Regions from separate parts of the Homo sapiens genome. Here region 2 is linked to region 1. Evidence: chromatin contacts called from ENCODE Hi-C or POLR2A ChIA-PET data. All regions are on one chromosome and are shown on one strand. The core of a region is the stretch at or near the end of the contact, and the rest is flanking DNA. Distances in the headings are between cores, read along the strand shown. Region 1 overlaps ADAMTS12 (ADAM metallopeptidase with thrombospondin type 1 motif 12). Region 2 holds the start of ADAMTS12 (ADAM metallopeptidase with thrombospondin type 1 motif 12).

Region 1 (3,458 bases), core at 423-2,922:
TTCTTCTCCTTCTCCTCCTTCTTCTTCTTCTCCTTCCTCTTCTTCTTCCTCTTCCCCTCCTCCTCCTCTTCCTCCTCCTCCTCCTCTATTTTTTCTTTTTAAATCTTTTTGTAGAGATTCTGATCTTGAACTTATGACCTCAAGCAGTCCTCCTTTCTCAGCCTCCTAAAGTGTTGGGATTTGAGATGTGAGCCACTGTTCCTGGTCCTCATTACTTTTTAAATTTTTCTTTAGAGGACTTCATATTATAGACAGGCAGGCATATATTTACAGGTTAGTAAATGTCACTAATATCACTCTCTGTATGAGAATTTCAGTTCCCTGATGGGTAGGGTTTTCATCTATTTTGTTCAATCCTATATCTATTAAATATATTGCATACAATGCTACCCAACACATGATAGACACTCAACAAATGTCTGTTTAGTGATGACTGTTGAGTAAATGATGTTGAACATCCATAACTAGATCTTTATTCCTTTAGCTTAAAGTAAAAAAGGAATCTGTCCCCTGAAAAATAATTACAATGGGTTTGGAAGGAGTATCATAGTAAAGTTTTTAGCCTGTATGAATGAGTGGGTACCAGTTATTGCCTGGGAGCAGACCTCAAAAAGTCAAAGAAAAATGAGGTCACAGCCTTGATGATCAAGTGAAACATTCATCAACACATTAATGGTATTAATGGTCCCACTCTGAGTGAGGTTTTTCTTCTTTTTTATTTCCTTGAATATTCTAAATTTCCTATAATTATTAGTTTCTTTTATTAAAAATAAATATCCATACAGCAAAAATAGAATTTGTTTAACAGATAGAGTTTTAGTTTTGCAAGATGAAGAGTTCTGTGGATGGATGGGTATGGTGGTACAACAATGTGAATACACTCATGTCACTGAATTATACACATAGAAATGGTTAAGATGGTACATTTTATATATTGTATATTGTATATAATATTAAATATTCACTGTCCTTAAAGTGATAACACTGTGTAGTAAAGTTATACTGCGTACTTGATGTCCTTTGTGGTCCCCTCATCCTTTTTCTTTCTTTCTTTCTTTTTTTTTTTTGACAAGGTCTTGCTCTGTCACCCAGGCTGGAGTGGCACAATCTCAGCTCACTGCAGCCTCAAACAATCCTCTGGGATTAAGCCTCAAGCTATTACTTCTGAGCTCAAGCAAGCCTCCCACCTCAGCCTACCAAACAGCTGAGACTACAGGTATCTGCCACCATGCCTAGCTAACTTTTTTTATTTTTTGTAGATATGGGGCCTCACTATGTGACCAGGCTGCTCTTGAACTCTTGGCCTCAGGTGATATCCTCTCTGCGGCCTCCCAAGGTGCTGGGATTACAGGCATGAGCCACCACACCCTGCCTTGTGGTCCTTTTCAACAAGTATATCCTGTGAAGTTTTCATTCTAGACTCTCAACAGCAGTTCCCTTGCACAAGAGCTACCATAAGTAATTCGTCCAGACCAGAGACAGCAAAAAAGGACACTGTCATCTGCCTCACCTATCTGGTCCCATCCTGTGCTCACAGCAGACACTGCCATTCATCCTTGGTGCTCTCACCTCACACCTTCAACCCATCTCACAGTCCTCAACTAGCAGCCCAGGCATCTTCTACCAGTGGGTCCAACTGAGCAGTGTGAGATGAAACTAATTTACCATGTGTTTTAGCCATAGCTCCTCCCAAGGTGCTGTATTACTCACTTGGAAAACATCCAGGAGGTCAGGAGATTGAGCAAAAATAATTCCAGAATTAAGAAAAGAGAAGACAGTTTCCTTATGTGCCTGTATGCATACATAACAAAGCATATGCCCAAATGAAAACTGAGATACTTCTTTTCCAGGCTTCTTGAAAAAGAGCAGCTTGGCTGTGCTTCATAAACCCTTAGCATAGTGAGGGTTTCTAAGTTAAAGACAGATCTGCACCACTCTTAAAAACTGAGCTAATCCTGGATGAGTTTTCGTTGGATTTAATTCATTTTAAGCACCACTATTTGAAGCTCATTGAGATAAGCACACCACGTGTGATGTAAATAAGGCTTGGACCCTGCCTTCTAGACACAGGAATGAATAATGCTAATATGAAGTGGGCAGTGAGAAGAAACAGATCCCACACTGTGGATGCACAAAAGAGAAAGAAATCAATTCCATTTGGGAAGGCTTCAGAAAGAAGGTGTTTGTGATCTGCGTCTTGGAGAATGAGTATTACTTTAGAGTTTGGAAAGGTAATCTTTTAGACAGCTGCAAATACTTTGCAAACAACCTGCATATGGAAGGTGCAAGGCATAAATAACCAGGATTCTTGAACACATGAGCTGTTCTTGATGGAATCTTTTGTTTTTATTCTTCTTTTTTCCAAGAAGTGCAACTGCTGCTTATCTTTTTTTGTTCGGTGACTTGTTTCTTTCTGAATTTAGACTCAGACAGTAACTCTTTGGACACTCCTCAATATCAGTCTACTTGACACTTAGGCCATGTTCTTGATATTTTGATTAGAGCTTCCTATAATAGATAGTAGGCAGAGAAGTTTTCATAGCCTTAAGAACCACATTCCCTTCTGTTTTCACTCTTCTCACATAGGGTATTCACAGTGAGAACTGGCTGCGGATGAGTGCACTATGTTCTTTATAAAATGAAACCCTGCTGCCAGTCTGTGGCCTGACATGTGCTCTAGGCATGGACATGTGTCATCTACGGAGCCTCCTTCATGGCTGGTCACAGCTCCACCATTATGGCAGTCAGGATGACAAACTAGGGTCTGTTTCTCTCTGTGAATTCTTAGTTATTGGACTCAAAATTACCCTGACTCCCAGAAGTAGCATGAAACTAAGTCTGTGAATAAACTGGGAAGAAGAAAGATCATATAGATCAGCTTTCTTGCCTAATCCCAAGTAGTGTTGATAATGTTGAATGCCTTCTCTCCAGGAGCCTAGCCCAGCACCACATACCCCGAGCTACTGAAAAAGTTGCTTTTTGAGGGTGATTATGATAGACTTTTTTTGCATACATACATATGACTTTCAGTTCTTCATAAAACTGAGTTGGCCCTTCATTGAAAGAAATATGGCCAAGAAGCCACTGACTGTCAGGGGGTGCCCAAAGAAAGCAGCTGGCTGAGTTTGCTCAGAATCCACTATTAGGTTGGTGCAAAAGTACGTACACACACTGCCATCCGCCTCACCTACAAAAGGTGGCACCTCCACTACTGGGGGTGTGGCCTTTGGGGAGGTTACTTCCATTTAAAGTAATGGGGAGGTTACTTCCATTTAAAGTAATGACAAAAACCACAATTACTTTTGCACCAACCAGTATATTAGACTTTGGTTTCACTCGACCCTAATCTGGTCTGAGATCACCACTTTCATCCATCCAAACAAAAAACATTTATTAGGTGCTTCCTGTATGCCAGCTTCTCTATCAGAACCCTAAGAATACAGCCGTAAACGAACCAG
Region 2 (3,540 bases), core at 687-3,186, 120 kb after region 1:
CACATAGCTCTAGATAGAGGTGACTAGGGAAAATAATCATATCTCACTTTCCAGAGAGCAAAAACCATGGCCCCGTGGTGTCTGCTTCACACCAAGCTGAATTCCCTTACAAAGAAGATGTGGAGCAGAGCTGAAAACCAACCCAGGAGAATGTGTGTCTTTGAACGAAATCATCTCCAAATGCCCTGGGAAGTGCTTGCAGGCTTTGTTTGTGCTGCCCCAGAAGGGAGACTTTTCACAAAGGAACTGTTTTTCAAAGAACAACAAGCCCTGCTATTTTAAACTTGGGGGTGGGAGATTGTATCTGGACCGTTTACACAAGTGAGTGCTGGCTGACTGACATCTAACCCCAGTGTTTGCTGGCTCCAGCTTTCCAAGTAAAGCAAAGAGAGGGACTTGCTTCTGATACGTCTTGAAGCCACAGCAGATGAGTTGTCCAGCAATATTTGAATTTTACAACATGAGCAGAAAACCCTGCTTAGAAATCCTAAACAAGGACAGGCTGGTGATGTTTATCACCCGAGTGGCCTTGGGAATTAAAGGGATGTCAGAAAGTCATGGAGGACACTTCCCGAGGCTTCAGCACAGTCAGCAAACACAGGACTTAGTGCATGCTAACCCAGTGCTCTGTGTGCGTGTGCATGCGTGTGGGTGCATATGCGTGTGTGTGTGCGTGTGTGTCCCTATTATTGCTACAGGACAGTGCTGCATGATTCTAAGAGTCAGACTACCTGAGCTGAAAACTCTGCTCTACATTAGCTGGCCTCATAAGCTCTCCAAGCTGCAGCATCCTCATCTGTACAGCAGGGACAGCAACACTGGTACCTGCACCCTGGAAGGCTATTGCCAGTGATCGGATGGGCTGACACAGAGTGCCACGCGGGCCATTGCTGCTGCTAGGACTGTTTACCCCCAGAGGTACAATGAACCCCCCACCAAACATGAAGGTGCCTCTGACCCTTCCAAGTCCAATAAACTGCTGACTGTTAGGCTTAAAAGAATAAAACAACAACAACAAATTGTCCACCAGAACGCTTCCAATGCTTCCTACAATAACATGAGTTCAGAAATTCATAAAGAGAAGCAGCCAGCTGTGGTCAGTGAGACAGGACAGGAAAAAGTGAGCCCTTATGGAGGTATAGTTCCCCCAAAAGGACTATTCTTTCAAAAATACAACCCTAAATCTTTCCAGGAAACCAAAACACAGCCAAGCCTGCTCAGTAGGGGGGAAGAATCACATTTCCCCTTTCCTGACCAGAGGTTTAAAACTAACTAGAAACACTGCAATGACGGCCAGTAGCCAGTTAGCACTTAAAAAAAAAATTTTCCATGTTTAGAGTCTGAAAAATAGGGGATCAAAACAGTACAGCATTCAAAGAGGAGACAAAAGAGAAAAAGTTACCAGCTACCTCTTGGGTCTTTCAAAGACTGCAGTGTCATCCCTGTAAAAGAGTGAGGTACTCACCTTTCTATAAGAATGAAGGACTCATCACCTTAAGCACTGAATTCTGAGAAAGCCTAGGCTCCTGAGGTCCCAGCCCAGATTTCCTTACAACGCAGCCAAATGGCTTTTCAGAGTTCAGTTCTGCCGGGTGGGGGAAGGGAAAGGGGAGCAACAAAATTCCCGCAAGTCTTACCACCACTGTTTTAAAAAGAAATAAAGAAGAGTCACTAACCTTGCCTCCTGTCCGGGAAGCGAACCGGGCCTGGCTGAGGCTGTCTCCCATAGCAAAGCGCCCCAAAGTTAAGGAGCTGAGCCACCACGGAAAGGTTTGCAAGCCAGCTCCTCTGGGCACATGGCATGATTCAGATGTTGAGGAGAAGAAAAGTCAAAAAAGTTTTAGCCCTCAGCTCCAGAAATAAAGCGCTCGCCTGTGGCCCAGCAGGAAGATGCAGGGGTGCATGGTCAGGCGCGAGAAGGCAGCGACTGCAAAGCTGCCCGCGATCTCCCTGTGCTTTTTTAAGCAGAAAGGAGCTAGACACCTTTTTCCCCTCCCTCCTCCTAAAAGGGGAGTGATTCAGCTGACAGTGTCCGCTTTCGGCGGGGTGTGGAATGGGCCAGAGCGGGAGGGCGCAGCCCACCCCGGTCCCCACCCCTCCGCCTCCCGCATGCCCCGCGGCCTCGCAGCCCGCCCGCTCGGTGCATCTTCCTCCCGGACTCCCACCCCCGCGCTCCTCCGGCCCCGCCCCGAACGCCAGGCCCAGCTGGCCGAGCCGGCCAAATAGGGGAGACCCGGGAGAGCCGCCCTGGGAGGCACTGGAGGAAGCTGCGAGTGAGAGGCCCCCAGGCCAGCCCCCCGGCGTGCTTAAATACAAGCTCAAAATGAGGAGAACAGAGTTGAGGCAGAGGGGGGCCCCACTCCCTCCATCCTTCCGCGCTCAGCGCTGCCCCCTCCCCTGCTGTTCTCCTCCAAGTTCCTGAACTTTTCCCAACATCGCTCTATCAAGACTCCTCACCCACTCGGACCGCTCTGGGATTCTCTTCCACTGGAAAAACTAATAGGCGATTTTTCTCTTTGCCAAGTCACACAAAGGGAAATGGGCTGCGCTAATCTGCTAATGTGACCTCAGACAAGCCCCCTCAGCTGTGCAATGAGGTGACTGCTGCAAATGCCTGTGGGCCCCTCTGAGTCTGCAGATCTCTGTGCGGCTCTTCTGATTCTAGAACCCCATCTTTCCTAGCCCACCTCCATTCACTCAAAAGGAAACCAGGAATTAAGTCAACCCAGGAAGGTGTTAAGGTATCTCCCCAGTTTCCCTGAACTGGCTACCCTGGAGAGGGCGTCCATTCATTCAGAGGCTCAAGCTTTTACATCGGTCAGAGAATGCCACAATCCAGGACGCTTGCCAGGCATCTTGAGAATTTACTGGGCTAATCCAGCCAAGATTTTTCACCTCTGAGCTGAAACAGGCCTCCTTACTCCATTCAGGAAGAATTCGGCCCCCAATATTGACTTTTCCCTGGCTGCCAGCCAACCACATGTGTTAATCAAGAGTTCTGGGATACCAGCTTACTCAACCTTGTATAGGGACAGAGCCTCCAAGGCAAACTCAGTGGTCTGAAAGCAAGGTGGTCCTCTCAGATGTGGAACACATGGGCACCAAGACTTTGAGAGGTATATGCTAGTTTCCTATTTTTGGTGTTACAAGTTACCATAAATTCAGTGGCTTGAAACAACTCAAATTTCTTATGTGACAGTTCTGATCTGAAACTGGTCTCACTGGGCTAAAATCAAGGAGTTAGCACAGCTGCATTCATTTCTGAAGACTCTAGGGGAGAATCTGTTGTCTTGCCTTTTCCAACTTCTAGAGGCTGCCTGAATTCCTCAGCTCATGGCCCTCTTCCCCCATCAAAGCTAGCAATGGCCCTTTGAGTCTTTCTCACATCACATCACTCTTCTTCCTCCCTTTTCCACTTATAAGGACCCTTGCGATTACATTAGACTCATCCTGGTTAACCAGGACACTCTCCTAATCAGCTGATTAGCAACCTTAATTCCATCTGCAACCTTAAATCCCCTTTACGTGTAACAGAACATG

What was found. A loop is a pair of places that touch in the nucleus more often than their neighbours do. ChIA-PET counts read pairs that join two places held with the same protein, here RNA polymerase II (POLR2A). Pooled maps may share reads with other maps.
Region 2: a map of heart left ventricle shows a loop between it and region 1 (2.0-fold over the local background). The contact joins the promoter of ADAMTS12 here to the enhancer-like site in region 1. A Hi-C loop is called at or near these places in 3 of 168 maps with a recorded cell type or tissue (chondrocyte, heart left ventricle and heart right ventricle) and 3 of 50 pooled maps. POLR2A ChIA-PET finds 5 or more read pairs at or near these places in 4 of 52 experiments (AG04449, AG04450, PC-9 and 1 more).

The regions. Positions count from the first base shown.
Region 1 is chr5:33,770,784-33,774,241 of GRCh38, forward strand. All of the region lies in intron 2 of ADAMTS12 (ADAM metallopeptidase with thrombospondin type 1 motif 12), which reads right to left. Among named protein-coding and RNA genes, the nearest start is that of ADAMTS12, 120 kb to the right of the region's middle. Within about 2 kb of position 1,673, at least 2 of the 41 ENCODE cell types and tissues checked have a DNase peak (open chromatin) inside an H3K27ac peak, as active enhancers do; they include PC-9, where a contact is called at or near this core.
Region 2 is chr5:33,890,054-33,893,593 of GRCh38, forward strand. It overlaps ADAMTS12 (ADAM metallopeptidase with thrombospondin type 1 motif 12), which reads right to left and starts at 1,937. Exons shown (of 24, transcript NM_030955.4): 1 at 1,677-1,937. The coding sequence starts at 1,803. RefSeq lists enhancers at 1,219-1,720, 1,721-2,220.